2 separate regions of the Mus musculus genome follow, and region 2 is linked to region 1. Evidence: chromatin loops called from intact Hi-C (ENCODE). Cell type or tissue: gastrocnemius. All regions are shown on one strand. Each heading gives the region's core, and the rest is flanking DNA. Links, peaks and the distances in the headings are about the cores only. Region 1 overlaps Sh3bgr (SH3-binding domain glutamic acid-rich protein). Region 2 has its middle 9.8 kb from the start of Gm41510.

Evidence for each region. Peaks named below come from ENCODE experiments on the same cell type or tissue, not always from the same donor. Only the 100,000 strongest peaks of a DNase experiment are listed, where the experiment ranks them.
Region 2: a loop joins it to region 1, with 12 times the contacts of the local background. A loop is called at or near these places in 39 of 42 quality-filtered maps.

What each region holds. Positions count from the first base shown.
Region 1 is chr16:96,222,533-96,239,041 of GRCm38, reverse strand. It overlaps Sh3bgr (SH3-binding domain glutamic acid-rich protein), which reads right to left. Exons shown (of 8, transcript NM_015825.2): 6 at 15,161-15,241; 7 at 14,451-14,568; 8 at 10,109-10,519. The coding sequence ends at 14,482. It also overlaps a transcript of B3galt5 not described here. Among named protein-coding and RNA genes, the nearest start is that of Sh3bgr, 30 kb to the right of the region's middle. In gastrocnemius, for the core only: a CTCF peak has its summit at 8,448 (motif pointing left); DNase peaks (open chromatin) are centred at 8,427 and 10,424; H3K27ac peaks cover 1,691 bases.
Region 2 is chr16:96,334,038-96,350,546 of GRCm38, reverse strand. No RefSeq gene overlaps it. Among named protein-coding and RNA genes, the nearest start is that of Gm41510, 9.8 kb to the left of the region's middle. In gastrocnemius, for the core only: CTCF peaks have their summits at 5,208 (motif pointing right) and 9,072 (motif pointing right); DNase peaks (open chromatin) are centred at 5,220, 9,101 and 10,758.

The sequences.
Region 1 (16,509 bases), core at 4,268-12,267:
AATCTCTGGTGGAATCACCATGCCTGACCTAAAGCTTTACTACAGAGCAATTGTGATAAAAACTGCATGGTACTGATATAGCGACAGACAGGTAGATCAATGGAATAGAATTGAAGACCCAGAAATGAACCCACACACCTACTGGTCACTTGATCTTTGACAGGGGAGCTAAAACCATCCAGTGGAAAAAAAGACAGCATTTTTAACAAATGGTTCTGGCACAACTGGAGGTTATCATGTAGAAGGATTCGAATTGATCCATTCTTATCTTCTTGTACTAAGGTCAAGTCTAAGTGGATCAAGGAACTCCACATAAAACCAGAGACACTAAAACTTATAGAGGAGAAAACGGGGAAAAGCCTCCAAGATATGGGCACGGGGTGGGGGGGAATTCCTGAATAGAACAGCAATGGCTTGTGCTGTAAGATCGAGAATTGACAAATGGGACCTCATAAAATTGCAAAGCTTCTGTAAGGCAAAAGACACTGTCAATAAGACAAAAAGGCCACCAACAGATTGGGAAAGGATCTTTACCAATCCTAAATCAGATAGGGGACTAATATCCAATATATATACAGAACTCAAGAAGGTGGACTCCAGAAAATCAAATAACCCCATTAAAAATGGGGCACAGAGCTAAATAAAGAATTCTCAACTGAGGAATATCGAAGGGCTCAGAAACAGCTAAAAAAATGTTCAACATCTTTAATCATCAGAGAAATGCAAATCAAAACAACCCTGAGATTCCATCTCACACCAGTCAGAATGGCTAAGATCAAAAATTCATGTGACAGCAGATGCTGTCGAGGATGTGGAGAAAGAGGAACACTCCTCCATTGTTGGTGGGATTGCAAGCTTGTACAACCACTCTGGAAATCAGTCTGGCAGTTCCTCAGAAAATTGGACATAGTACTACCAGAGGATCCCGCAATACCTCTCCTGGGCATATATCCAGAAGATGTCCCAACCAGTAAGAAGGACACATGCTCCACTATGTTCATAGCAGCCTTATTTATAATAGCCAGACGCTGGAAAGAACCCAGATGCCCCTCCACAGAAGAATGGATACAGAAAATGTGGTACATCTACACAATGGAGTACTACTCAGCTATTAAAAAGAATGAATTTATGAAATTCCTAGGCAAATGGATGGACCTAGAGGGCATCATCCTGAGTGAGGTAACCCAATCACAAAAGAACTCACATGATATGTACTCACTGATAAGTGGATATTAGCCCAGAAACTTAGAATACCCAAGATATAAGATACAATTTGCAAAACACATGAAACTGAAAAAGAACGGATACCAAAGTGTGGACACTTTGCCCCTTCTTAGAATTGGAAACAATCACCCATGGAAGGAGTTACAGAGACAAAGTTTGGAGCTGAGACAAAAGGATAGACCATCTAAAGACTGCCCCACCCGGGGACCAATCCCATAATCAGCCACCAAACGCAGACACTATTGCATATGCCAGCAAGATTTTGCTGAAAAGGACCCTGATATAGGTGTCTCTTGTGAGGCTATGCCAGTGCCTGGCAAACACAGAAGTGGATGCTCACAGTCAGCTATTGGATGGAACACAGGACCCCCAATGGAGGAGCTAGAGAAAGCACCCAAGGAGCTGAAGAGGTCTAAACCCTATAGGTGGAACTACAATATGAACTACACAGTATCCCCCCCCCCCCCAGAGCTCATGTCTCTAGCTGCATATGTAGCAGAAGATGGCCTAGTCAACCATCATTGGAAAGAGAGGCCCCTTGGTCTTGTAAACTTTATATGCCCCAGTACAGGGGAACACCAGGGCCAAGAAGTGGGAGTGGGAGGGAAGGGAGACAGGGCGGGGAGGGTATAGGGGACTTTCAGGATAGCATTTGAAATATAAATGAAGAAAATACCTAATAAAAAATTGGGGGAAAAAATAGGCCAAGCCATCAAGCTGGGTGGTGATGGTGCACCTTTAATCCCAGCACTCAGGAGACAGAGGCAGGCAGAGCTCTGCCTGTACAAATACTTCTGGTCATCTGTGAACAACCTACAGCCTCTGGTGCCCTTAGCTGTGCACATACCAACTTTGTTCTAACTCAGACACACCCAGAAACACATTCCTACCTCCTCCCTGCCAGAACTACAGAAAAGGGACCACATGGCCTAGACTAGGTTGGGATACCTGCCTCTGAGTGAACTGTTAGACATGTCCCCTACTTAAGAGTCTTATGCATATGCAAAGGTGGATGCACATAAGATTAAAATCAGAGGTATCTTGGGAAGTGAGCAAAGGCTTACATCATCCAAGCCTGCCAATCAAAACAGAAACTCCTGTGCCATATCCTTGGCAGCCGGACTCCTCTGAAGCCTGTGGGGGCCCCAAGCAGTAGTCACAAAGCATAGCTCTTCCTGACCTGAGCTAACACTTCACTCTGCTACTTTGCAATCTTGAAACATCCATCCCAGATCCCCACTCCCCACTAACCAGCAGCAACAGGCACACGTTCATAAGCAGAGCCGTGTTCTACGTCTCTGTGCGTGGTTCAATTCTCACTTCCTAAGATCGCTGTCGGTTGCATTTCTCATGTGGAGAGCGAACTCCTTCCTACAAAATATGGTTGAGGACATGCAAAAAAAAAAAAAAAAAAAATCAGCAAACTGAAAGATGAACACTAGGTAAACAATAAAATAAATTAAAATAATAGATAAATAACATAGAAGATAGATAGATAGATAGATAGATAGATAGATAGATAGATAGATAGATAGATAGATAGATAAGGGACGTAAAAGAAAGTCGGGCTCTACCTACAAAGCTCTGCCCTCGGTGCTGTAACCTCCATTTCAACTACGGCCATGGAACAAGACAAACTGGAATTATGGCACATTTTTACATCACTAAATTTTTAAATCACAGTCTCAGAAATCATTTTTCTGAGAAAATGCTCGATGCTCACCGTGAAAAGCACTTCACTAGCTGGAGAATGCGCTCTGTCTTGTGAGTTTGGAGCACGCAGGTGGCTCGTCAGAGGACATTTAACAACCTTGATGGTGCAGCCGCGGAGGATGCCCTCAGAAACCACCGTTAAGGCCGCGGCAGTCTGTGGGAAGCAGCTGACAAAGCAGCTACCCAGCTAGCTGGTGGGACTAGGCTATTCTGGTCACCGGGGTTACTTTAAGATAGGTTTTGTGACCCCTTTGAAACACTCCAGAACTGGGTTATTGTGCGCGCTACACACGCTTGAGAAATCCTTCAAGGAACCGATACTGCTGTTCAGAACGAGCTCACGCACAGCACCTATGCGGGAGTCTGTGACGCTGCTGCGAAGAGGCGTGGGTTCCTGGGGAACATGCCCTGCTGGCAAGCATTTTCACTATTCCGTGTTCATAAAACAACTAAGGGTGGCAAGCTACAACTTACGTTCTTCCCTCCAGAGTCAGCAGCCTGAAGGCTCACCCCAGCCACCAACTCAAACAGGAGCTTTCCTGTGCCCACTGGAACAGAAAGCCTTTGTTACAGGAATTAACCTCCCTACCCGGAAAACCTTGAGTTCTGGGAGCTACTTTGCTGATGGCAATGGTGTTGCCATGGTTACCAGACTTGCCCTCCACAGTGGGTCCCTAAACCTTGACAAAAAAAAAAATTCAGGAAAAATATAAAATTCAAATTGAACTGCAGACTACCAAATTAGTTTTTATGACTAGTTGTCGGTATCAAATATACAACACTGATTTAGCAGATAGAAGCTATATGGTTGGAGACTGGGGAGATGGCTCTCCAGTAAAGTGCTCAGAGTGAAAGCATGAGGACTGAGTCCTCAGCACCCATGTGGAGTATGGTGGCCACCTACACTCTGTAGGCGGAGACAGGATCCCTGCTGCAAACTGGCTAGCTAGGCTAGGTAAACTGGTGAGCTCTGGGGCCAATGAGGGACTCTACCTCAATATGTCAAAGAAAACAGCTAACATCAACACCCAGTCTTCACTTCTCCACTCCATGTACACACAAACGCACAGACCTCCAAGCCCATGTGTACTCAGACACAAGGAAGCAAGCACACAAATACACAAGCATACTCACACATATACATATGCATATAACACACATGCACATCCTATCCCCACATACACATATGCACACACAGGCATACACACATATATACATACCACAAGTACACACACATATACACTATGCACACATATATACACACATATATATACCACACATACACACACATATATACACATACATATACATACCACACATACACACATATATGCACATGCACACATACACACACACATACACATGCATACCACACACACACACACACACATATATATATATATATATATATATATATATATATACCACACATACACACATATACCCATCATACATACATATACATATATATACACACACACACATGTACACCACACACACTATATATGTAAAAACAGAACTTTGCAAAGCCATCTGTAATTGCTCACCACATGAGTTTTGAATTGAGCATTGCAATTCATTTGGGAACTTCCCAGTTTGAGATCTTATGTAAAACAAGTTTACTTTTTTGTTTGCACTGTCTGTTGGGTTCATTCTTAGATTTAAAAATCACAGGTGGCCTTTAACACTGGAGAATAATCTACAGTAGTTCCGGTACTTCCGAATACTGTGTCTATGGTGTGGTCACCTTTATACCTTTTCGTGTCCACTCCAGGCCTCTCCCAGGAAAAGAAGCTACAGGGAAACAGAGATGCTGGGGAGATGGTCCAGTGAGTAAAAGGCTTTCTGGGTAAGCATCAGGACCGAACCTACATAAAGCCAAGTGCAGTGGCAGCTGTAGCCCAGGACTCCTAGGGTGAGATGCCATGAAAACGCAGAAGAATCCCAGAAGCAGGTGGAGCAGCCAGACTGGTGAACGACAAAAAGAGCCACCCGCCAGGCATGGTGGTTAAGTCAGGAGGCAGAGGCAGGCGTATCTCTATGGGTCTACATACTGAGTTACAAGCCAGCCAGGGCTACTTAATGAAACCTTGTTTTAGGGGAAAAAGAGAGGGGGATTTGCAGGCTGAAGAGATAGCTGAGTGGTTAAGAGCACTTGTTGCTCTGACAGAAATCCAGGTTCTCTGCGCCCACAAGGCAGCTCACAATTGCTTGCAAGTCTGGGTCCAAGGGATCCAACTCTCTCTATTCTGACTCCACAGGCACCAAGCATGTGGTACACAGACATACATGCAAGTAAAACACGCATACTTCTAAAATAAAATAGGCACCCCCTTTCCTCAAAAACCTGATGGTAGACAAACACTTGAGGTTGCTGCCCCTACCTCACAACACACACACACACACACACATACACACAAATCAAAATATTTTTAATTAGTGACACATTAGGTAGGAATTAATAGTGACCAATCAAAAACTATAATTCCTACTTAATAGTCACAAATTCTTTTTGAGATCAGAACTACTTATGAGGAACCACAGCTGTGCTGCCCAGAGCCTTGCAATGGGTGCTTACTTTCAGTTGGCAACTCCCCTGGGTTTGGAGTCACCTAGAGGACACTGTTATGAATGACTCCTGGGGATTAGCCCACCCTATTGGGCAAATTTCCTGCAGATCAACATGAAGATGAACTTTCATGAAATAATGCTGTTTAGATAAATTGGTAATTCATGAATTATATAATTCCTGATACTGATTTTACAGAATCCCTGTAACTGATTTTAAGAAGTTAAGATAGTTGATAGAGAGTTTAAGGTTAGAATCGAAAACAGAATGTACCTCCTGCCACAGAATACCAAAGGCTGTGTAGTTCAAAAAGGAGTTCAATGAGCTCTTATGTGTAATAAGCATGTAAATTGCACTAGGAAGAAAAATAGGTTTCAAACAAATTAATGATCAAGGAAATCATTCATTCTAGGTCAGGTCCAGGGATAAGGCCACAGGTGTTCACCATAATAAAGTAAGTGGGGAATTCTAAATAAAGGAGTGGGTGATTCTATTACATTAAAAAAAAAAAAAAGCTATTGCTGTGACTGTATGATGAACCTGTGGATAAAACTATTGCTTTGAACTGATAATGAGCTTATAGAATGAAAGAGATAAAACTACCACTTGGAACTTACAATCAACAATCCTGCTGTAACTCCTTATTGGGTAACATTTTATCTGTTTTTAATGAAGACATTAAAAAAGTCATTCTTTTTATTAGAGGGTATGAAATTGTTAAGATTAGAAAAAAAGTAAGTTGTTAGAGCTTTGTTCTAGCCACCAAATGCAATGGATCCACTTCAGTGAGAAACCAACTGGCACCCAAACAGAGACTCCCATACTCCAAGGCTCAGAGGACTTGTCTTGGAGGCAACATTGAGTCTACTGACAGAACAAAGACCTAGAAAGGGTCAGGAAAGGTGGAGCTCTGGGGAGCAAGATGCATTCTCCCAAATGTCTGTGCCAAGCATTATCCAGGGTGGGCTGTGATCAAAGCCAGGAACCACAGTAGAATAAGACTGGGGTGCTGGCGGCTGAGGTGAGGCGTTCTTCTCATATTCTGCCCTTGTGTTTCCAGACTTTGTAGCTCACATACAAACATGGATGCCTCGGTTTTCCTTCCGTCTGTCACAGGATTCACCAGGTTGCAAAAATGAATATGTAAGGCTTCCTATTCAGGAGCCTGACTCACAGCAGGATGCAATCAACAACAAAATTAACAGGAAAGGCACTGCTGCTGCTGTATCTCCCACAGTGACCTGGATTCCCACTAGTCCATCCTGGAGAAGGTACTGAGCAGCTGTGCTGGCAAGAACCAGATGTTGGATCTACAACAACGCTAACCTTGACAGGGATCCCCACGTTAAGCCTTCCCCAACCACACGACATTCACACTGGAGTCCTCGCCAGCTTGAGTCTGCATCCCAGAAGAAACCATGTGCTTGAGCAGCCCCAGGCTTCTAGTTTAAACACCACAGCATACTAACACACCTTAAAGAGTTCACAATTCGCTGGCAGTGGTGGCGCACACCTTTAATCCCAGCACTTGGGAGGCAGAGGCAGGCGGATTTCTGAGTTCGAGGCCAGCCTGGTCTACAGAGTGAGTTCCAGGACAGCCAGGGCTACACAGAGAAACCCTGTCTTGAAAAACCAAAAAAAAGAAAAAAGAAAAAGAGTTCACAACTCAATGAAAAACACCAAAACCAAGCACTTTGGAAGAAAAAAAAATGTAGGGGAGAAAAGAAAGAAAGCCATAGGCTTCAGAAAGCCATAAAAGGATGCTTTAGCTCAGGTCAGGAATATGTTTCCAGATATTCAGGTATTCAGAATCACCCTGAGGGTCCAGGAAGATCAAGAATCCTTATCAAAATTGCCAACATGGGGCTGGCAGAGTTAGCATGGACTCCTGTGGAAGGCAAGCATGGGAAAGCGGATTATTTGCCTGCTTTGAAGTTTTTAAGAACTGGGTTGGAGACATGGCTCAGCAGTTAAGAGCAGTCACTGCTCCTACAGGGGACCCAGGTTTGGTTCCTGCCCACATGACAGTTCACAACTGTCTGGAACTCCAGTTCTGGGGATTCCACACCATCCTGTTGCCCCCTCAGGTACCTGTACACACAAAGTGCACATAAACTAATGCAGGCACGCACACATAAGCGACTAGTAAAGTTTTAAAGCTTTGAGGGGACTCTCCCAGAAAACCAAGAATCAAGTCCCGGCACCCACATAGTGGCTTACAGGTGTCTGTAACTCCAGTCCTAGGGGCTGTGGCTCCCTCTTCTCTCCTCCCTGGGGACCAGGTACTGCAGATGTGGTACAGTCATGAAGGTAAAACACCCATACACATTTAAAGACAAAAGATTTTTAGGACATGGGAACTTGCAGAGGACAGAATGGGGACATGAGAGAGAGTGTGTACAATAAGGGAGAACAGCAGAAAATGCTTGCCAGGTAGGTGTGAAAATGTCACCATGGGCCGGGCATGTTGGCACATGCCTTTAATCCCAGCACTCGGGAGGCAGAGGCAGGCGGATTTCTGAGTTCGAGGCCAGCCTGGTCTGCAAAGTGAGTTCCAGGACAGCCAGGGCTACACAGAGAAACCCTGTCTCGAAAACAAACAAACAAAAAAAAAAAAAAAAAAAAAAGAAAGAAAGAAAATGTCACCATGGAGCCCAGTATTTTGTATATGTCTGTGTTTACATGCAATAGATTCATATGTGCACAAATTTTAATTTTAGACCTGCACGTGATCTCGAATAAAAACATTATGAACGACGACGTGCTTGTCAGCTCACTATTGTGTAGAGGTTTTAGTTTTGCCTGCTCTCTTCCTTGGTAAACGCCTTGGCTGCCCAGTGATTTCATCCTGAAGTACCCTACCGTGGACAAACAGGCAGCTGGCCCTAAAGGCCACGGCACCAGACCACGAAGCCTGTGTTTTGTCGCCCCCTAGTGGTCCTTAGAGTGTGAGGTAGGTTCTTGCACCAGTGGGACAGAGGACCCTCCCCAGGGATGAGCAACAAAGACTACTCAGGCTTAAAGAAACAAATTAGCTTTTATGTCACTGATTTTCTAATTAAAAAAAAATCTTACTTTGAATGCTCGGGCCTTCTTTAGACCAATCAAGCTCTTTAATCCCATCAGATTACCATAAAATTAGTCAATTAATTGAGGAGGGGTCCTCCTTGTTTTTCAACACGGAATTTTGAGTTCTTTGGGGGTGCACATGTGCACATACTCACAAGGAGAGGCCAACCTCACCCATCGTTTCCCTATTACCAGTCTTTTACCTACCTTGCTTTTAGAAGATAAACTTTTTTTAAATTTTTTTTAATTAGGTATTTTCTTCATTTACATTTCCAATGCTATCCCAAAAGTCCCCCATACCCTTCCCCCGACTCCACTACCCACCCACTCCCATTTCTTGGCCCTGGTGTTCCCCTGTACTGGGACATATAAAGTTTGCAAGACCAATGGGCCTCTCTTTCCAATGATGGCCAACTAGGCCATCTTCTGCTACATATGCAGCTAGAGGCACGAGCTCTGTGGGGTACTGGTTAGTTCATATTGTTGTTCCACCTATAGGGTTGCAGACCCCTTTAGCTCCTTGGGTAGTTTCTCTAGCTCCTCCCTTGGGGGCCCTGTGATCCATCCAATAGCTGACTGTGAGCATCCACTTCTGTGTTTGCCAGGCACCGGGATAGCCTCACAAAAGACAGCTATATCTGGGTCCTTTCAGCAAAATCTTGCTAGTGTATGCAATGGTGTCAGCACTTGGAGGCTGATTATGGGATGGAGCCCCGGGTATGACAGTCTCTAAATGGTCCATCCTTTTGTCTCAGCTCCAAACTTTGTAACTCCGTCCATGGGTGTTTTGTTCCCAATTCTTAGAGAAACGTTTTTAAAGGAAAGCTACTTCAGTGATTGGGGGAGGGACTAATTTGCTTCAAAAAAAAAAGTCTCTTTTTGTTACCAAGGTAACAAGAAAAGAGCTATCTTCCAGAGTTTGACTGCTGCAGCTAAATAGTACATTGTAAACAGCGCATGGCTCAGCTGAGGGAAGTTGACCTCTCTGCAGGAGACACTAACACAGTGACTGTGACAAGAGGGGACAGCACAGCAAAGATAGGAGCCTTGCCTCCCGCCCGTACCCTTACCCCCACCTCTGCCCCACGCCTACCCCACCCCCAGAGCCAGAGGCATCCATCCCTGCCCAGAATGGCAGGGGAAACGGAGTGCCACAGAATGTAACAGGGAAGAAAATAGCTCTGATAAAGTAACATTGGCAGGCAAGCAGAGTGATGTGGTCCAACCTATCCGAAGCAGTCAGCTGTTGCTGACCCTGCAAACCAATCGGCAGCCAGGGGATCATAGAGGTTCCTGCAGCCAAAATTGTACAAAGACCGTGAAGTTGCAGACATCATGTCCTAGCTGCACCCCTGCATGTGTGGGTGTCAGTGCTCTGCAGAGTGTGCACAGCAATCACTTGAAAACCTGAACCAATTGGCACGACAGGGTATACAGGACTTAGTCTGAACAGAAAGAGCAAGTTCAAGTCCTCACAGAGGCAGAGAGATGAACCAGGAAGGGGTGAGGAGAAAAACAATAAGACCAGGTAGATTCTTGGCATCAATCTTTATTTATGATTGCTCTCTGGGAAGTGTTTTGTTCTGAAAGCCAAGCCTAAAACAAGCAGTACACAAAGAAATCCTTCTGCTATGTCACAGAGGGGAAACTACGCCTCAAGATCCTGTTTGCAGAATATTAACGAGAAGGTCTACTTGTGCATAGCCAAGGAAACAAACGTTAAGCAAAGACCAAAAATTTCAGGCAGCGTACGCGTGCAGTCTTCACATTCAGCCTCGTGTTGACACAGTGAGGTAGAGACCCACATGCACCTAGCTGTCTGGGAGGGCGTGAGTCCTCAGTGAACCCAGGTGTGCCGAGGGAAGGGTGCTGGCTTCCAGCCAAGTATTTCGTTGCGTTAATGGAGAAGAGAGAGTTCAAATGTAGCCTCGTGGCTCGGATATTCTAGAAGGAAGGAAATATTGTGAGAAGACTGTTAAAGACAGAATGATCACTGTGATCTTCACTATCCAACCCACAAACCAGGAAGGCAGGGCCACATTTTACCATTTGTGGCTGCAAGTAAAGAAGAGAAAATAAATCTCCATCATGAGAACGGAGCCAGGTGTGTACTGGTTATCAGACCTAACATATACCAAACACCAGAAGAAAGGAAAGCTCTCTATGGCTTCCCAACCATTTGTTAGTGGAAGGCAGAGCGGTTGCATCTTCAGCCAAGTTCCTGATGGGTAATTTCAACAGTGCAAGTCTCCACTAGAAAGCAGGATTGAGTCATGTGCATTGGGAAGGAGTGTTATTTATTTGTTTATTAATATGTATGTTTATACACATATGTACGCGTGTGTGTGCATCATGTGTATATGAGGGTGCCCATGGATGCCACAGGAAGGCATGGGATCCCTTGGAGCTTGAGTCCCAGGCAATTTAGGTGCTAGGAACCAAATTTGAATGCTTGGTAAGAGCAGCAAGTACTCTTAACCACTGAGCCATCTGTCCAGCCTCAGGAGGAGGAATTCAATTCCGAATACTATGCTGGGTCTGTGCCACCATGCCTTTAAAGGCAGCATTTAGGAGGCAGAAGCAGGAGGATCTCTGTGAGTTCATGAGTTCAAGGCCAGCCAGGGTGACAGAATGAGACTCTGCATCAAAAGACAAAAACAAACAAACAACAACAACAACAAAAAAAAAAAAAAAAAAACCAAAGCAGAATCTGAAAACCACACACTGTTGCTCCTCAGATTCAAGCATAGTTTGGATTCCAACTCTAGACTGCACAAGAGAGTGTCTTCACAGTTCTGTTCACTGCCACGCACTCCAGCAGGTCACGTTTTCAATCTGAGTATGAAATCCCCCAGCACAGAGACAGGCTTGCCTCTGGAAGCTGAGTGGTTCCCAGGGACTTGGACCCTGCTATCTGCCATGGCGCACGTGAAGAAAGTAAGAGGAGTCAAGGGTGAAATTTGCGGTGCTGCCTGGGTCCCGCCTTCACGTCCAGGTGTTCAGACTCTGAAACAGATTACTACTGGCTGGGTTCCAACCTAGAACCCTCGGGGAAACACACCAAATGCTCTGCCCAGTGCCACATTGCTTTCATTTTAACTCTGGGGTTGAACCTGGACAACAACCACACACTAAGGCTTCTCTCTCCACGGTGCCATTTCACACTCAGGATTTCATGGTCGTCATCTCAGAACTGCATAATTTTCAAGGAACTCTACAAGTGTTGTGAGTAGTGATGGATCTGCAGTATTTGGGAAGCTGCCTGTGGCCCTGTGGTTCTGTGGCCCTGTGGCTCTTGGCCCTGTGGTTCTGTGGCTCTGTGGCTCTGTAGCCCTGTGGTTCTGTGGCCCTGTGGCCCTGTGGCCCTGTAGCCCTGTGACCCTGTGACCCTGTGGCCCTGTGGCTCTGTGGCCCTGTGACCCTGTGACCCTGTGACCCTGTGGCCCTGTGGCCCTGTAGCCCTGTGACCCTGTGACCCTGTGGCCCTGTGGCCCTGTGGCCCTGTGGCCCTGTGGCAATTTGCTTTACTCCTAGTTTGATGGTAAATTTATCACTTTTGCATTTTCCCCAGTTCTTCTGATGGAATTTTATAAAATTCTCAAAAATGAGTCCCAGTTCATTCCTTAGCAGTGGAGCTGTTACCAAAATCTGACAGACAGTTGACCTTAAAGTAGAGGTCTGTGGCCAGGTGGTAGTGGTGGTAGTGCTTGTCATTAATCCCAGCACTCGGGAGGCAGAGGCAGGAGGATCTCTGAAGTTCAAGACCAGCCTAGTCTATAGAGTGAGTTCCAGGACAGCCAGGGCTACACAGAGGAACCCTGTCTCAAGAAAACAAACAAAACTAAGTAGAATTCTATGGCCAGGTGGCAGTGGTGTGTATCCACAGCATAAAAGAAACATGGGGATGGGGGAGGCATCAAGTCCTGTGTAATATAAATGGAAGGTTATAATTTTATGAACCAGTAACAAACTGTGATAGCCATTCCCACCAGCTTCAAGATGTCCTAAGAACACACAAACCATCTTGAAGCTTCTTTTCCATGAAAATTTTGAGATGGAATGTTCACTCTGTGTACATACACATACGCACACACACACACACACACACACACACACAGAGGAATGCAGCAAAGGCTGCACTGGTGACCCCAGCAAATGTTATCACTCAGCTGACTAAACCAACCATTCAAGATGGCAGACCCCACCTCACCGGTTGTCTACACAGCATTGCTTAAGTTGTTCCTTAAGCAATACATCAGAGTACCAAGGAGTTCCTTTTCCATCTCTACATGAACCTTTTTTTCTAGTCGGGGACCAAGTCTCATCACAGGTCTTGCTGATGGCCTACTGTGTGCTGGGGTACTCGTCCCTTGTTATGTCCTCCTCAGCTGCTCTCCTGGCTGTAACTGGAAGTCTGACTCACGTCTTTTAACACAGGTGTGATATAGACAGGAAAGAGACTAAAATACTCTTCAATTTTTTTAAAGCCATGGCAGAAAAATTGTAAGGACGATCCTAAAATACCTGCTGCCCCAGAGTGGGTCACAAAGACAATGACAGCAGCAACCCCTTTTTGCAAATGTGTTGTCCTTGTGTCTCAAGAAACCAGCTGCTTTCACAGCACAAGGTGATTTCTAGGGTTTTCACCTAGCCTCTGGTAGCTAAGGATCCCACCACATCCTTCATATTCCCAGTCACTGTAAACTGCCATTCTCCCATTAACATACTCATGTGATACTTACCTACCTGTAGAGAATTACATAGTTACTGTTTTATCACCAACAGATATTTAAAACCACAAGGAAGCAAAAGCCAAATGTCTCCTAGTCCAGTGTGTCCACACAAGTGTTCCTAGTGCACAGTGTGTCCACACAAGTGTTCCTGGTCCACAGTGTGTCCACACAAGTGTTCCTAGTCCACAGTGTGTCCACACAAGTGTTCCTGGTCCACAGTGTGTCCACACAAGTGTATCTAGTCAGCAGTGTGTCCACACAAGTGTATCTAGTCAGCAGTGTGTCCACACAAGTGTTTCTAGTGCAGTGTGTCCACACAAGTGTTCCTGGTCCACAGTGTGTCCACACAAGTGTTCCTGGTCCACAGTGTGAACACACAAATGTTCAGTTGATATTAATAAGTGGAGACAGACTGTGCAGTCCTTAGGATGACATGCACAGCAACAGCAATTGTCTTTCATGAAGCAGTAGCTAGCTCAGTGACTTTTGGATTAGATTTGCAGTCAGCATCATCAGTAATGAGATCAGTCATGCTGTGGACATGCAAGCATGCTGGCTAGTAGAGGCATCAGGACCGGAAGCTGCTTCTGTGCCAGCTCTTAAGTAAATATCATGTAGAGGAGGAAGTGTATGCACACTGACCCTTCTTTATTCCCTTCCCATCATGCCCTAGTGCAAACTCATAGACATGGTAGCCAATGAAGCCTGCAGTGCACAGAGCTGAGCAGGAGAGATAGACCTGTGACAGGTCACACAGGTCACACAGGTCACACAGGTCACACAGGTCACACAGGTCACACAGGACACACAGGACACACAGGTCACACAGGACACACAGGTCACACAGGACACACAGGTCACACAGGTCACACAGGACACACAGGTTATACAGGTCACACAGATCACACAGGACACACAGGTCACACAGGTCACACAGGTCACACAGGACACACAGGACACACAGGTCACACAGGACACACAGGTCACACAGGACACACAGGTCACACAGGTCACACAGGACACACAGGTTATACAGGTCACACAGGTCACACAGGACACACAGGACACACAGATCACACAGGTCACACAGGTCACACAGGTCACACAGGAGCTAGCACTCAGCTCCAGAATTATGCTCCTACCTGGGAAAGTTGAAGCACCAGCCTGAAAGGCCTAAGAATCTTCCCCTTCTCCTGCCTCTTCCTCAGGCTCCTCTTCTTCAGCTTCCCCCCCTGCTCCTTCCTCTGGTGCCTCTTCCGTCTAGTTTATACAAAGCCACGTCATTACTGAGAAGCGTAAGTGCCAAAGACACAACAGGAACAAGATACCAAACTTAAGCAGAGGACTCTCATGACACCTGCCACACAAAAGACAGTGGGGAGTGGCTGAAGAAGACATCTGACATTGATGTCCAATTGCCACATGCACACGCACACATACACACACACACAAATATATATACCTACATGCAAACACTCATACACACATATACATACATTCACACAAACACACATACACACATACAAACACACATACACACATACATATATACACATACATACATACATACATGCATACACACACAAACACACTTACACATATACACATACACACACATAACACACAAACATACATACACAGAGACATACACACACAAACATACACAGAGACATACACACACACAAACATACACAGACATGCACATACACACAAAAATACACACACCACACACACACATACATACAAACACACACACCATCACACACATGAGAGGAATGTAACAAGTTACGCCAGTGTCACCAGCAAATGTTTTCACTCAGCTGATTAAACCATTAATGATGGCAGACCTTACCTCTCCTGTTGTCTCTCCCTCTCCTCCCTCTTCTCTCTCTTCTCCCTCTTCTCCCTCTTCTCCGTCTTCTCCCTCTTCTTCCTTAGGTCCACAAAGGAAAAAAGAATGCAGTAAGCCTTACATTGAATGTTTAAGATGAACAAACCATAATAGCATAGAATCTCACTGCACAAGTAGAGCATCAGGCATTCTCACACACTCAGTGCAGAAATGCAAGCAACTAAGTTTTTAAACCAAAAAATAAAATAAAATAAATCACTTCTGCCCTTGTATCCCTTTAAGTGGGCCTTTACTTCAGCTGGAAACCTGTTCATAAAAGCCACAGGCCAGCGAGGCTGCTCCCTAAGTGAAGAGCTTGCCGTGCACGCCGGATGAGCTGAGTTCAGCCCTCATACCCCACGTAAAGGTGGAATGGAGAACCGATCACACAGAGCTGTCTTCTGACCTCTACATATGTACCATGGCACAGTAATGATCATTCTTAAATAATTTTGAGATTATAATGACGTCATTTCCCCCTTCTCTCCTCTCAACTCCTCTTTCATATCCCACCCCACCCCCAATTTGTTCTCATTCAAACCCATGGCCTTGGCAGGGCTGCTGCCTACAGACCTTAAAGCCTTGCCACCACCCTACAGCCTGCCTCTCTTCAGTTAGAGCCACAGCTACGCCAGCCATGGACTTGCAGTCCCTCCCTCGTGCAGCTGAGGTAGGTGCATCCCCCCTGAGGCCCAGACTCCAGGATGACTTTAGTCTCTTGTTTATCCCCTTCTTGCCTTCATGGCTCCCAGACCACAGGCTGGGTCCTGTGGTATGGTACCTTCTACCCTTCTAAGCCATCCCCAGAAACCTTTAAGAACCAGGGCTTCCCTTTGTTCCCTACACTAAAGGCGCTCACACCTTGGGAATCCTGGAGACCAGTTGCTCGCCAATAACTCTCCTAAAGGATAACTCTTTCATCTCATTCCTCTCAAACCTGCAACATCTTCTTAGTGTTTAAAACAATGGCTAAAAGCCATCTGGACTCTGCTTATCCCTCTGGTTTCCCAACTCCTCACTCCTCCTTAAGCCAAACAGAATCTCATGAAATCCTTTTATATCAGCAGCCACTAAAAATAAGTTTTGCAGGGAAGGCATTTCCTAACCCAGGAGACTGAGTTACAAGCCCTCAGACTGGCTCCCACAGCCATCACTGAGGTGTCTGTCTGTCTGTCTGACTGTCCTGTGTGCTCCCAGGGGCTGTGATCTATCCCTTATTTACTATCAGGATCCTGCCACTGGTGGGGCCAAGATGTAAACTCAATGAACACCAGCAAATGGCCGGGAGCAAGAACACATGAGGGCTGATA
Region 2 (16,509 bases), core at 4,490-12,489, 110 kb before region 1:
TCAAAATTTCAAAGGCAGAATGTGTTTTGAAAACAAAAGAGAGAGAAGCAGAGATCGCCTTTGGGAGCTCCTAGTCTAGTTTATTTCGTTCTATTTTTTACTGGTGAATCTTGCCTCAGACATGACTTGATGACTGCCACAGCACAGGTATGCACACTGAGAAATAAGTATGGCATCCTTTTATGGCCATAGGTACTTGCACCAGAGCTGCTCGTTGCTAGGGAAACAAAACTCCACAGATGTTTTGTTAGCTGTGGAGGGACTCTTCTTGTTTCTGGGGAGGAGAATTGAATTTACTCTGGCTTCAGATAGGAACATTTATCAAACAGGCTATTGTGGGTGAAACACAACTCCGAAAAACAGCCATGCCTGAGCCTTAACCTCCAGTACCTGTGGATGCCTCCTTATTTAGAAATGGAACCGCTCCTGAGTAATTGAGTTCAAACAAGGTTAAAATAGTAAGCCTCAGACACTGGGAAGAAAGTCCATGTGGAGAGACCCCAGAAAAAGCCAGGCTCTGGCGGACAGAGACTAGAAAAATAGATGCAATACCACAAAAAAGGTCTGTGGATACCAACATCTGAAGATGCCTGGGAGAAATGCTTCTCCACAGATAGAATCCAGGGCACAGATGCCTGGGTCTATGTCTTGAAGCCTCTTCATGGCATTTCCTCCGTGCAAACCACTGGGTTAGGTCTCTTGGTTACAGCATCCTCTTTATAACTGGACTGCTAGCTGGAAGGTGCCATCTATTCTGAGTGTAGGCTTCCCACCTCAGCCAGTCTTCTTTGTAAATATCCTCAAACCCAGGCTAGGAGTGTGCCTTCTAGATGACTCCAAACCCTCACCTACCCCTGCCAGGGCAGCCATCCCTTCCCTAGCATTGTATGAGCAGTTGGACGACTGAGGATGGAAGCCAGTTAGTAAGCAAACGCTTAAGCTAAATTTTGCTCAGAAACCTGTGACCGGGTTTGTCTGTCAGGAAGAGCCAATACTTGTATCTCTATCAATGGGCCATCTAGTTCCCTATTAGCATGGACCTATAGACAGATGCCAAAGCCCCCAAGCTATAGTCCCTAAGCAGTGGGCTGCAAAATCCTTCAAAGTGGTGGCCGGCCCCTCGCTTCCCACCCCAGCCCATGGCTATGGTAAGATGCGAAAATGGTGGCTCCTGTCAAAACGGCAGCACCATATTCTTCTCAGGCTGCAGCTTTCACAGTAGCGACAGGAGTTGCCACGGTGAAGACACCTTTCTGGCCTCAGCCTAAAGCCTTAGTGAAACACCATAAGGAGCTCTCCCACAGGAGCTGTCTGTCCATAGCGGCAGCACCTCCTCTCCACCCCGGACTCCCAGCAGCCCCACAGAGATGGCTCCTCAGCAAAAGCTTGCTGCATCCCGGAAGGACTTCCCACCCTAACGCATGGTCCCACTGCAGGAAAAAGAGGGGGGGTGGCGGGGGAGTCACCAATTCCTGAACAGGAAACCCCACCAATCCCTGAGCTCCTCAAGCTCAGGACTTGAAATCCCACCAATCCTCAATCAGGAAATCTCTGGCCTGACAAGCTCCAGCCCCTAAGAATAAGCGCTACTCCTTTGTCCAATTCCCTGCTGCCCACTTCTGGGGACAGAATCCCTGTATTCATCCCTCCACACCCTTGACCCTCCAATAAATCTTTTTCATGAGATTTCCTGCCCAGTGTGACTCTCTTCTCAGAAGAAGCCAAGAAGAGAAGAAGCGAAGAGGAGTGGAGCTGAGGTTCCTGAGCCTCCCCTGGGAGCCGCAACGCCTCTGCTGAGTTGTATGGTCCCTGGGCTCCCAAGTCCCAGGATGCCCTTCCATCCGAGCAGAAATGCTTGCACACACTAGCTCCTGGAGTCTTCTCCCCCGTTGCTATCCTAACTTCCATCTTACAGGCTGCCTCCTGTCCCTGCCTGTCTCTTTAAAATCAGAAAGGCTCCCCACCTTTTGCAATTCTCTCTTCCTCCAAGAGGTAGTCATGATGTCTTCCAATTCCCCCCTGCCCAATAAACCTTTCTTTGCAGCCAAGGAGTGGTCCACTTGGTGGTTTCACTGCACACTTGCTTACGTTACGATCTGTGAAGCCATGAACACGGTGCGCCGGCTGTGCCTTTCCTTCACACGCTTACACAGACTCCTAGTGACCAAGACCAAAATCGTATGTCTGTGTTCCAGAGGGTGACTTATGGGTCGCTCGGGAAACCAGTAACCCTCTGTCTACTCAGGTCCTAGAGAGGAATCCTGGTTGGCCCGCTGAGGAGAAATCCTATCCACTTCCAGATCTGGAAGCTCCATCATAAACATCTGGATCCTTCCTGCCCTGCCCGTTTGAAGCTGTCAGCAGCCCTTTTATCTTGACTGCAACAAAGAAAGCTGTGTCCCTGCTGCTTTCAAATGCTGAGACCTTACTGGGAAACTCCTGCAATGTTAAAAAAAAAAAAAAAAAAAAATTGATCCTACCCGGAACAAAAGAAACTATTTTGGCTTCCCTTAAGTAGGGCTAGCGGCATCCGAAGTCTTAACACTAAACAGTGTTTATGAACTGTTAGCATTTCCTACAGTAGCTGTGTTTTATGAATTCCTCCAAGCATGTTTAAACATCTTGGCTGCTGACACGCCAAGGGTTGAACAGCTCAGGGTTTCACGCGCAGGAGTAGAGCCCAGTGCCCCAGATCCCAAGGCAGTGACTCCTCAGCTCTGTTTGGAATCACAGCATACCACAAGTTGTGTGGAGCAGAGGAAGAATAATGTCCAAAGGAGTCTAACACCTTGTCCTACTTGCTCACAGCCTGATAAGGTGGCAATAGGTCCTTCAGTACTAATGTTTTATTCATGAATGTCACCTATGGCTCAGGATTAGTCTCAATTTGGAATCTTCTTCATTGCTCAAGAGGACTTCAGTTCATGCCAGAAGCAGCGTAGCGTTCTCTCTCTCTCAGTCTCTCTCTCTCACTCTGTGTGTATGTGTGTGTGTATGTGTGTGTGTATTTTTGTGTGGTGTGTGTGTGAGTGTGTGTATGTATGTGTAGTGTGTGTGTATATGTGGTGTGTGTGTGAGTGTGTATGTGTATATGTGTGTGTGAGTGTGTGTATGTGTGTGTGAATGTGTGTATGTATGTGTATGTGAGTGTGTGTGGTGTGTGTGTGTGTGTGTGTGTGTGTGTGTGGTATGTGTGTTATGTGTGTGTGAGTGTGTACATGTGTGTATGTGCGTGTAAATGTGTGTGTATGTGTGTGTGGTATGTGTGTGTATGTGTGTGTGGTGTGTGAGCATGTGTGTATGTGTGTGTGAGTGTGAATGTGTGAGTGTGTGTATTGTGTGAATGTATGTGTGTATGTGAGTGTGTGTGTGTGTGGTGTGGTGTGTGTGTGTGTGTGGTATGTGAGTGTGTGTATGTGTGTGTGTATGTGAGTGTGTGCATGTGTTGTGGTGTGTGTGTGTGGTATGTGAGTGTGTGCATGTGTGTGTGTATGTGAGTGTGTGTATGTGTTGTGGTGTGTGTATGTGGTATGTGAGTGTGTGTGTGTGAATGTGTGCATATGTGTATGTGCGTGTAAATGTGTGTGTATGTGTGTGTGTGTGTGTTGGGAGGTGTGGTGACACAGTTCCCGCCCCTAGAGCATTGCCAGGCCATTGATCCCCAAGTGTGTTGTTGCCCTGAAACTGATATACTGTCTTTTCTATATTACTTTCAATCTTGCTTTCTGGGGAATATGCTTTCTCCATTACTCAGAGCTAATCACTCCATAATAAACAGATCCAGTTCTCAGGAATGAGGAATGGAGGTGGACATGAGGCTGTGGAGGATGAGGAACAGGCCTTCTGCTTGGCCTTTAAGGCCATGGGAAAGAATCTAAACGACATAACCACAGAGGCCATAGAAGCCTACATGGTCCTTTGTAGAAACAGTTCGCTGCAGAAATAGTTCGTTGTGAGACTTGGCCTTAAAACTTGGAATCGTGAGGAGATACATGTGCCTTTCAGTCCAATGACTGCTGCATTAATTAGCCAGGGTGACCTTGGGGACATCAAGGACAGAGAGTTAAAATGTCTCAATAAGAAAAGGCATGGATAGGAAAAGAAGGGATCTATAGAAAACGAGCAATGATGATGGGTTTATTTTACAGGAGGAAGGTTTGTATATGATGTAGAAACAAATAGCATTAGAAGAAGAGTATATGAGACCCCAGAATTGCCAGGATAGGAAACAAAGGTTAGAGAATTAAAACATGATGTACAAGCGTATAAAACATGAGTATTTTGTCCTCCTAGTTTCTTGAAGGATTGAAGACGACAGTTCCTAGAGAGATATTAGAGAAAGCCTGCTGCTTTACTTACATAAAATTTAAAACTTTGTAAGAACTTATTTAAACCCTAGTAGTCTGTCACCTTTCTGTTCTTACATGAAAACAGTTACTGCTGTTAAAGACTGCTGTCTGCTGTACCAGGAAACCGCAAGAGCTGTGCCCAGTTACCTGTGAAGAACAGGCTGTGTAAAAACCATAGAGAAACATGCTTTTGCTCTGTGTTTAGTTTCTGTTTTAAGGAAGCAGGAATTGGAACTAATGACCTGGGATTTATAGAAATATTATATAAATTTAAGGATTTCAAAAAATATTAACAATAGTGAAACCCTTGATGGTGTAGCTTTAGTAAATAAGAGACTGGATGCAGGCTCTCTGGTCAGGAGAAGGAAAAGGAATGAGAAGAAGGAAGAATGGTGAGACTGGGGTCTTCATGACTGTGCAGAATACCATCTCTCCACTTCCCTGGCTTCATTCTTCAGGTCCTGTGTTTAGATCTCTATAAAGGGGACTCTAATGCACCCATCTAAGTATGAAGCCCCATCTCTGGGCCAACTGCAGTGGCCTGGCCAGGCAGCCTAGAGGACAAGCAGCCACAAGACGCAAGTGCAACAGGGGTTGGGCAGTTTCCTGTGGGCAGGGAAAGAAACCGTGGGGAAAACATGAGTCCATATGGGTTGGTGGGTATTTTCACAGCTGATTGCTTGTCAGTCTGCAAATATGAATCTCGCCTTCTTCCACATCCTGCTTCAAATCCCACTTGTGTCGGGGATCTTCTGAGCCTCCTGGTGCTTTTATGAGTGACGCTACTTCTTCAGCAGGCAAGAAAATGCCACTACCCACCTCTCTTCTGGATCGAGTTCCCCTTTCACCCTAGACGGCCACTAGGTGGCGACAGACCTCACTAACCAGAGCTGTAAGATAACCAGCCTGAGTGCACAGACACACTCAAGACAGCTGAGCTGGCCCGTGCATGAGAAGAAGCTACAGACAGGAATTTCCACGGTGTTGAAAGACACTGGCGCAGGGACCAAGAAGGGAGGACCTGAGGGAACAGCAGGAGGCCTTAGGGAGGGTGGGCATGCCTTTGGAGAACATTTAGACGAGTTTTGAAGGCAGGTTATAGTATTTCGTTTACCGGGATTCTAGTGTTTGGGAAGAAGTCTTCAGGAAACATATTTAGGGGTGTTGTGTGAAGTTCTTTCTGGGGAGATACAAACACCTGCTCCCCCCCATGCCCGAACAAGGCAGCAACAAGCCCAGCTTAGGTTGGCCTGATCCTGCTTATATTCTAATGCTAATATTGGGTCTCCAAGACTGGTTGCCCCAGAGACAGAGAGTCTGCCCTTAAAAGCTAAGTGACCTTGCCCAAGTTATTTCTAATTAGTAAATAAAGATGCCAACAGCCAATAGCTCAGCAGAAGACACATAGGTGGGGTTTAGGTTTCACTGGCTTGGGATCAGAGGGGGATCACAAGGGGGAAAGAAGGTGAAGGGAGGAGGAAGCCGCCATGGGTTAGGTAAGCCATAAAAACATGGCCCTGAGGGCTGGCCAACTGGAGTTAGGAGCACCCCAGATGAAACGTAGTAAATAGTAAGTAATAATTCAGGGTGAGCGATAGAAAGTAGGCTCTAATAACATAGAGGGTAGTTATCCACCCAGCTCTTGTGCTATTTATTGTAAATATAAAGGTTGTGTGTGTGTGTGTGTGTGTGTGTGTGTGTGTGTGTGTGTGTGTTATCAGGGAACTAAATGGTCAAAGGCAGGATACAAACCCTGGGTTGGAATTAAACAATTTCTACAACAAAAGCGCCATCCCACCAAAATTTATTGCACTTACTTAAACATCATGGATTTGGGATTATTTATAGGACACAGGGAACCCCAAAGCAGCCGCTGTTGTGTTTTATAAAAAGATGAGAGACCAGAGACATGTTTGGTAGAGGCAAGGAATGGTATAGGAGAAGGGGGTGACTCTGTGGGCCCACGCTGAAGCATGGGTCCCCCTGTGGTACCAGCCACAAGCTGGTGTAGTATAGAATAGAGTTTATTCAGAGCATGGGGAGGAGGGTTGAGATGGTAGTAGAGACAAAGAAAGGCAGAGGAGGTGGGGGAGAAGAGGCCAGTCATGAGCACATGGGGGGGGGGGGGTGATGGGAAGAGAGAGGGAACAGGAGCAAGGGGACAGAGTAAGAGCAAGAAAAAGAGAGTGAGGAGGGGGCAAGCAGCCCCTTTTATAGTGAGTCAGGCACACCTGGCTGTAGCCAGGTAACTGTGGAGTGGAGTCTAGACTAAATGCCAACAACCATACTTCGGAACATGTTACCCCAACATGATGTTCCCCACAGCTGTATAAATAAAGTCCTTCCCTCCACCTTCCACAGTCCACCCTCTGAGAGCACGAGGTCACTTGCAGTTTGGGCAGAATTAGACACAGTTGACTGGGAAGAACAGGGTACGGTGACAAACTCTCAGGGGACATCGTGAGGAGCCCTCCCCTTGCTCACAGCAGTAGTTACTGTTCTTGGAAGATAACACTCCACCACACAGGTGACTCTGATGCAGTAGTAGTGAATGAGGGGAAGCTGGAGTGGCGGACCATGCGCTCCAGCTGTGCCAACCGTTCCCCTGGATGGTCGTAGGACCATGATAGCTGTGGGGCTGTGGAGCTATGGAGCTTGTCATGGTTTGAATAAGAATGCCCCATAAGCTCATATTTAAATGCTTAGCAGTGTAGCTCTTTGATAGGATTAGAAGGATCATGAAGTGTAGCCTTATTGGAGGAAGTATGTAACCAGGGGTGGGCTTTTCATAAGGCCCACCCCAGGTCTATTCTTTCTGCCCCTCTCTACCAATTAGGAGGAAGTTCTCAGCTACTGCTCCAGGACCTGTCTGCATGCCACCATGTTCCTGCTGTGATAATGGACAAAACCTCTGAAACTGTAGGTTTCAGTAAATACTTCATTTTGTAAGAGTTGCCTTGGTCATGGTGTCTCTTCACAGCAATAGAACAGTGACTGAGATATGGCTTCAGGTCCATGCAGTGGAGCTGTAAGGATGTGAGCTTGTGGGACTGCGGGGCTGCGGGGCTGCTGGTTTGTGAGGCTGTGGGGCTGTGGAGTTGTGGGGCTGTGGGCCTGTGAGGCTGAGGGGCTACAGGGATGGAGGGCTGTGGTCCTGTGGGGCTGAAGGACTGCAGGGCTGTGGGGCTACAGAGAGCCTGTAGGGCTACAAGACTGCAGGGTTGTGGGACTGTGAACCTGTAGGCCTGTGGGACTGTGGGGCCGTGGAGCTGTGGAGCTGTGGGGCTGCAGAGACACATGGATGGAGCCCTGGGTTTCTCATATGTCTGGGGCCATGGAGGTCTTTGCTTCTCCTTGCCACTCCCTTATGCTCTCTTACACATGCCTTTCTCAGGCTCTTCCCCTTCCCTCCTCTCCCTCCTCTTCCTCCTCCTCCTCCCCCCTCCTCACTTCCCTCCTCCTCCCCCCTTCTCCCTTTCCTTCCCCCTCCTCCTCTTCTCCTCCCCTTCCTCCTCTCCCTCCCTATTTTCCTCCTCCATCCTCCTCCCCTTCTCTTCCCCTCCTCCTCCCCTTCCTCCCTTTCCTCTTCCCCATCTCCCACTTCCCCTTCTCCTTCCCCCTCCTCCCTTGCTCCTCCTCTCTCCACTTCTCCTCTTCTCATGCCCTCTTCTTTCCCCTTCTGTCTTCTTCCCACCTCCCTGCTGGTAAGATGACTCCAGATCCCAGAACTTTGTTTCCACCATGACTAGCACCTTAGATCCCAACTGTGACATCCCTGGAATATGGACTCTTAACTGTTCCACCTTAGTTGGCTGTCCCTACAACTGGCTGTTGTTGTGGCCATGAGGATAAGCTACAGTTTCAAAAAAAAATGGGTTTCAGAGACCCCTTTGTGGGAAGGACAGTGTCAGAGAAAGGTTTGACACCACAAAGTCCCTTAGATAGAAATTCTAGAAGCTGGTAGCCCCTGCCCAAACCCAGCACTCATACCCAGAGCCAGGACTACTGTCAGAGACGTCCCTGACTCAGACTGCAGAGTGCCTCCCCCAGACTGTCTTGGCACATGAGCATGGGAGCACCCACACAAGTTCTCAAGTCACTGAGCTCTGTGTGCCGCTGCAGCCGTCTGTCCTGCTACACAGCCCAGGCCTGAGATGACAAGGCCTGCCCATTGAGCGAGTGACTAGAGCCCTCCTATCTCAATTCCTACATTTGGAAGAAAGAAAAACAGACACCACCACCCCACCCCACCCCCCACCCCCGAAACATCCAGTTTCGGATAAGAGGCAAATACTTTTTAGGATAAGTATGTCCCATGAAACAATTTATAGGGCATATTAATACTAAAAATATTTGCTGTTCATCTGCATACTTGAGACACCCTTAGGTGTCTGCTGATGTCTTAGGTGTATTACTGATGATCTGTAGTTAGCTGCCCTACAGTTTACCTGGCAATACCATGATGGCCATGTGGTAATTAGTGAGGGAAAGCTAAGAATCAAGCCTTCTAACATCTGAAATGAGCCAAGCATTTGCTGACTCGGTGTCAGGATCACTTTTTCCCTCCAGGCTGTGTTTGTTCTCAGTGATATTCATTCACACTTGGAACTTTAGGGAATTATTGATCATTTCCCATTTTACAATCAAAACTCTTTAAGTTTGCATGATAAATTATGTAGCTGTCCCAGACGAGCAGAAACGGTGCAGGTTGGGATGAAGTACTTTCATTCTGCCACCAGAGGGCACTGCCGGGTGAGAAACTAAATGAAAATTACACAGTGATTTCTGTTGTTTATTTTTTAAATGTATGCCCATCCCGTGTGTGTGTGTGTGTGTGTGTGTGTGTGTGTGTGTGTGTGTGTGTGTGTGTGTTCTCTCTTGGAGGCCAGAGGACAACTTTGTGTGGATTCCTTGGTGACAGTGCCATCCTCCTTTGAGACAGGCTTGCCATTAAGCTAGGCTGGCCAAACAGCAAGCCCTAGAAATCTTATTTCTGCCTCCCTAGATCTGGGAATACTAGCATATTAATTAACACCCCTGGCATTTTTATGTGCTTCTTGGAGTGAAAGGGGGATCACACTCAGGTCTCCATACTTGCAAGGCAAGCATTTTGCCGACGGACCCACCGCCTCAGCCCTAAAATTTTAATTTACTAACATCCCAGAGCTATTTCCCTTCCTGCTCGCCACACACACACCAACCACATTCTGTTTTACTCTGTGAATGCCTGAGTCAGATGCTCTGAATGCTCACCCCAACAGCACAGGCTGTAGATTCTACTACTATAGAAAAACCATGAATGAATGACTATCCCCTACCTGGCTTTATTTTTGCATATGAAGAGGTGTGTTTCTGCTTTCATAATCCAGTCTAAGATTAGCTCAGGCACTCTGTACTCTTCGAGAGCAGGCACCTATTTAGATGAGTGTGTGGAAGGCACCCTCAGCCTCTGGTTAAACGTGTTGCCACCCACCCACCCCACACCCCGAGGTTCATCAGAAATGGTACCAGCAGGTGCTATAAGGAGGTCCTACAGTCATTGGTAATATGTTCTCAAAAGGAACTGTGGAACCCTGGTCTCCCCTCCCTTTTCTATCTGCCATTGAGCATGCTACGTGCAACCTTCTCCAGAAGACCAAACAAATGAGGCCACCTGACCTTGGATTTGAACCCCAGAATCATAAGGAAACCTTATCAGGGGTCTCATTGTAAATGACACAAGCTAGTTAACATTCTGACCATACCTAGCATGCATGGTGGATATAAATGCATGCTTAATAGAAACGGGTGAATGAGTGAAAGCCAACCATGAATGGTACATGTTGTCTGCAAAAATTCAAGCATTGATACCAAGTAGTGATGCCTGCAAAATTTGTGAGGAAAGATTATGTAATCACCTGAAATCTGGAGCTGTCTCTACTGAGAAAACCTACCTCCTACACTCTGTCCCATACCATCGTAGGTCAGTACACTGAGAGTGCACACATCAAAAGAGGACACAACAGACCCAGACCTACTGAGGAAGCCATTGCAGTGAGAACACATTGGACTAGGTAGTAGAATATTATTCAAAAATATCAGGTCCACAGATTCACCTGTCTGATTCACCTGTGGGTAGGAATAGCCATAATTAGTAGTTAAAAGAATGTTCTTGCTATGAGCCGCACTGTGTCCTCTTCGAATTTCTGTTTTTAAAATAAGTTACATCAGCATTTCATCCTTAGCCGAAGGCCCACAACCTCGCCCCCTCCTAAGGTGTAAGGTGCTAAAACAGAGGTCCACAGCCCATCACTCTTAGATTTCATCCAGGACATCATGACTCTCCAAGCTCCAGCACCAACTGTGAGCTGCGCTCAGAACTGTCACATCAAGTAATTCTGTTTCTCATGTCAAGTCTTCCTGGCATGCCTCCATGAGGGTTGCTCCAGCCACCTGCTACAGGCGAGTCACCATCCCAGACTCCATTCCAAAGAGACCTTGGCCTAGAGCAGATCCTGGATATTGTGTTCTGTAAAAAGAAAGAGAAACCAGGGATATGTTTGGTGGAGGTGCCTCTGTGGGCCCATGCTGAGACGTCCCTTCCCCCTGAGGGACCAGCCACATGATGGTATAGTATAGAATAGAGTTTATTCAGGGCATGGTGAGAGGAGTTGAGGGGTAGTAGAGACAGAGAAAGAAAGAAGGAAAGAAAGAAAGAAAGAAGGAAGGAAGGAAGGGAGGGAGGGAGGGAGGGAGGGAGGGAGGGAGGGAGGGAGGGAAGAAAGAAAGAGAGAGAGAGAGAGAGAGAGAGAGAGAGAGAGAGAGAGAGAGAGAAAGAGAGAGAGAAAGAAAGAGAAGGAAAAGGGAGTAGAGGCCGCCATGAGCACAGAGAGAGAGGGTGGAGGGGAATGGGGAGAGAGAGGGTAGGGACAGGAGCAAGAGGAGAAAGCAAAAGAGTGAGGAGGGGGCAAGCAGCCTTTTATAGTGAGTCAGGCACACCTGGCTGTAGCCAAGTAACTGTGGGGCAGAACCTAGACTAAATGCCAACACTGGAGACCAGGCTTTGAACGGGAGGTGAATGGAATAACAAAGAACTTAAAGGTCAGGCTTAGATCAGCCATCTACCTACACCAGCTAAACAGGTTTGAAGAACTCTTCTGGTTACTGTAACAAAACCATCTTAACAGAAAGGGTTTGTTCAGCTCATGTTTTGAGGGATATAGTCTATCAGTGGGAAAGTCAGAAGGAGAGTTACATTGTGTCCCCAATCAGGAAGCAAAGAGAGATGAATGGGAAACACGACTCCCTCTCTGTTTTTTTAGTGTTTATTCAGACCTGGCATCCCAGGCCATGGGACAGTGCCTTCAGAGGGAAGGGTGGGTCTTCCCTAAGCTTAACTCTCTGGGAGTGGCCTCACAGACACTCCAAGAGCCCTGTCTCCTGGGTCATGCTAAATCCAACCAAGTTGACAATGAAGAATAACCCTCACACCTAGCTAGGGAGACAAGAGTCGGATCCAAGTATTTTGATTATTTTTCTGTTTTATCGGTCAGTATTCAGAAAGAAAATGCACATTAGAATCCCAGAGACCGGAGAAATGGCTCAACCAAGAGCCTAATGGGTAAAATTACCTAGCACAGTGTCTGACATTTAACTACCAGTGTCTCAATTTACAAAATTCAGGGACAACAGAGACAGCAGGCATAGCATCTGTGAAGCTTAGATCTTATCTGTTGGTTTGTGTTTGGTTTGGGTGGGTGGTTAGTTGGTTGGCTAGTTAGTTGATTGGCTAGTTAGTTGGTTGGGGGATTAGTTGGTTGGGTTTTGCTGCTGCTGCTGTTGCTGTTGTTGTTATTGTTGTTGTTGGAATTGTTTGCTTGTTTGTTCATTTGTTTTTGATTGGCTGGGGGGGGGGGATCTCTCTCTACATAGCCCTGGCTGTCCTAGAATTCATCATGTAGACCAAGTTGGCCTTAAACTCACAGAGATCTGCCTGCTCCTGCCTCTAAGTACTGGGATTAAAGATGTGTCTTGCCATACCCGACTGATGGTTAGATTGAATTGATAGCTTGGAATCTAACAGTCTGGAATCACCTAGGAAGAGAGTCTTGGCGAGCCATGGTCTAGATCAGGTTTTCCAGCAGGCATGTCTGTGGGGCACAGCTGTCCTGCTTGCTCATTGACATGAGAAACCCTTCCCACTGTGGGTGGAACCATTCCCTAAGCAGGAAATCCTGAATTATATAAGAATGGAGAAAGCTAGCTGACTTTGTGCGAGTGCCCATTTTCTTTGCTCTCAATCATGGATGTGGCCAACCACCCCAAGCTTCCTGCCTTGACTTCCCCACAATGACAAACTATAACTAGGACTTCAAGTCAAATAAATCCTTTGTCCCTGACAAGTGCTTTTGTCAGGGTTTTTTTTTTCCCACAATAACAAAAACAAAATAAAAACAGCATCTAGATTTTTTTAATCTCTGTCTAAAGAGTTCCTCAACCTCCTCCTAACAGAATATTTAACATTAACGATTTAAAGTAAACCTTATTGCCTCTGGGTGAACTCAATCAACAAGATTGTCTTCCCTTCTCACAATGCCTCAGGCATCAGGTGGCATCCAATGGCCATGAGTCTCAAATAGCATCTCTGTGTGATACAGAGTCTGTACTCAAGGGCTGACACCTGCTTGGATACATGATGCTCCCTGGCTCTTGGCCAGCATCACCCCAAGGTATCCATTTCCCTCTGCTCTCTGACACTCCAAGTGTAAATTCATTGGTGGAGAAACTGGGCCTTGGGGCTGTGAAGATGGCTCAGTGGGTAAAACTGCTTGCCACGGGGCTGAAGAGATGCTTTGTGGGTAAAAATGCTTGCCACAGAGCTAGAGAGATGACTCAGTGGTTGAGATCATCAGCTGCTCTGCCCAGGGATTCCAGTTCAGTTCCCAGCTCCTGCCAGGCAGTTCATAGCCCATAGCCTTCTGCAATTCCAGAGGGATTCTCACCATCTCTGGCCTCTGTGGGCACTGCAGGCATGTGGTACATAGAAAATACATTCGTGCAGGCAATAAGCAGACTGATACCTATCAAATAAGAAAACCTAAAACAAAACAAAACCTGATGGTGTGAGTTTGATTCCCAGAACCTACAATAATGCATGTACCATGGTGTGTGTGTGCCTGCACTTACACACCGCATACACAATGATACTTTAAAAGAAGAAGAAGAAGAAGAATGACAGCCAGCTTGAGAGAACGCGAGGCTCAGGAAAGAAATGGCTGTTACTACATCCTGAGCTTCTGACCCTGGGTACCCATTGCCCTGTGCACTTTCTCATTATAGCAATATCTTTTATTCAGAGATACAGATATGTTTTTGTCTCAGGTCCCATTTTTGAAGACCCTTAATCTCCATATGGTCGCAGGGACCATGGGAAGTGGATCTGTACTATGTTAGAACTTGGAAGTCGACATGCTACAATTTTTTTATTTTAATTTTTATCTTTGCATGTGTATGTACATGTTTAAGTGTAAATGTAAGCATGCCACAGTATATACATGAAGGACAAAGGACAGCATTCGGTGTGTGTACTCTCTTCCTGTCTGGTTTGAGGAAGGTCTCCTGATGCTTGGCAGTACATTTATAGGCTAGCGGGCCCACCAGCTCCCAAGGATCCTCCAGACTCACTGTAGAAGACCCACGATTATAGAAGACTACTAATATGCCCAGCTTTATGTGGGTTTGGGGATCCAATCTAGGTCTTCATGCTTGCATGCTCAGCAGTTTACCTGCTAAACCACCTCCTCAGGCCTTGGTGTCCATTTCAGGTCTTCCTGCTTGCTTGCCGAGTAATTTACCCACCAAGTCATCTCCTTTGCCCTTACTTTATTTATTTTTTTTTTTAAGATGGTCTTTATATAGCCAGCCTTGAACTTGTGATCTCCTGACTCGGCCTCCCATATGCTGTTTTTTGGTGTATATCACCTGGTCTAGGAGGACCTCACAGTTATAAACACGCAGTGATGATGGCCAAACAGGCCATTTGGGAATATGCATTAAAGTGTCACACATTTCAGCATCAGCAAGAAAGCCACCAACTGCTGCTGAAACTTCAGGAGAACATGATAGAGAGTGCCCACATGTCTATTTAGGGAGCCACACTTCTATTCTGACGCCGTACTTCTCGATGAAATATTTACATCCTCCACACAAAGCCAGTCATCTGTCTATTCGTTCGGTGACTCCCAGAATGTTCTCTGTCGTCACTGCCGTGCTCCTTCCTAAGAACAACCTTCCTAACCCTGTTAAGAAAGCAGTGGCTTCTATTACATTCGCATTCATTCAATAAACCTCTCTCAAGTCAGCAACACACGGGCCTCGAAGGTCAGCCTCTGCCCCTGGCTCTCCTGGGTGCTGGCAGTGTCTGCAGACCAGCAAATCTTGAAGGCTGCTGTTTCACAACCACACCGCAATGCATGGGAAGAACCCAAGATGCATGCAAACAGCTCAGGTTTTGAATAAATGCACAGTCTGTTGACAAAACTTCCTTCATGCACATCTCTTCCATGAGTAGCTTCCCTTCTCCCTCCAGCCTTAATTCCCGGAAAAACTTCTGCGCTTCTGCCTCTGATAGTTTATCTGTCATTTTTCTTTTAAATGTTATTTTTTAAGGATTTACGCACTTTATGTATATGGGTGCTTTGTCTGCGTGTACGTTTGCACGCCAGAAGAGATGATAATAGATTAAACCTCTAAACCTGTAAGCCAGCCACAAGGAAATGTTTTCCTTTATAAGGGTTCCCATGCCGGGCAGTGGTGGTGCACGCCTTTAATCCCAGAACTTGGGAGGCAGAGGCAGGCAGATTTCTGAGTTCGAGGCCAGCCTGGTCTACAGAGTGAGTCCCAGGATAGCCAAGGCAATACAGAGAAACCCTGTCTCGAAAACCAAAAAAAAAAAAAAAAAAAAAGAGTTTCCATGGTTGTGATGTCTCTTCACAGAAATAAAACCCTAACTAAGACACTTCCCTAAGTCCCTTTTGGTCAGGATTGTACCACAGTCACAGATATGAAGATAGGTGGCTAATAACACAGTTAATATGATCTTATGATTTAAAATTGCCACTTCAGATCACACTGACAGCCCCTCTTCTTGCCACCCCAATACCACGCTGGTCAATACTAGTAAAGTTTCTACTGTTCCCTAGAATTTCATGCATATTGCAGCCATTTGCTTCCGTTGGTGGCTTTAGAACACAGCAGAGTCTTTACTGTATCCTTTATACTACAGACGAGACGTTCAAGGCCCAGAAACATCAGGAGACCTGCCGAATGTCACTTAGGAGTGAAGGGGCCCAAGTTGAATATCAAGTTGGGCCCCTTCTGTTGATTTCAGGCCCCACAGAGATGGAAAAGATATGCATAGTTGATTTGCAGAGTCCTGAAAGCTGACCACAGCATACCCCTTGGGCTCAATGACCGAAAAAACACAGGCAGAACTCTTGCAAAAATCACTCTTCAGGAAGATCTTACCACTCAGCTTCTCTAGATAAAGGGCTTTTGAAGACCAGAAGCTCTACTGCAGGGATGTCAGAAGGTCCATCAGGGACAGGCATCGTCCTGCCTCTTTCCTCACCTTTGAACTCCCTCAAAGTCCTAGCAAGAAAGCTACAGCCTTCCTTCTCTTTCTTTGGTGCAGGTTGTAAAGCATGCAGGTTTCGCTCTGCTTATCTGGAAGGGGAGATTTAAGTTATCCCTTCCTTGAGATTCATTCCCAGGTAGTTAAGTCTGAGCACCAGGCTCAGCTGGCACTCTTCCCTTTTGTGAAGTTCATCTTAAAAGTCTCCTCCCAGACAGATGTGATTGGAAGGAGCCTGTCACTCAGGGCTGCTAGAAGGAACTTTTGGTGACTCTGAGCATGAGCCTCGGATCCCATCTCCCTGGTCCCATCAGCTTGCTTAGCATCTTAGAGACTTGCTGTTCCTCAAGGGCTTAGCTACTTAGGCTCTGAATTCCACTCACATAAGGTTACAGCTTCATTCATTGGCCTCACATTAGCTTGGAATTTGTTGTGTCTCTGTGTTTAGCTCATAACTTCTGCAATACTCTGGGGAAAACGTCTGTTAAGTGATTTAGTGGTTGACCAAGATCTGAGGGAGGATGCTGAAGGCATTAGAGCCTGTGGCAA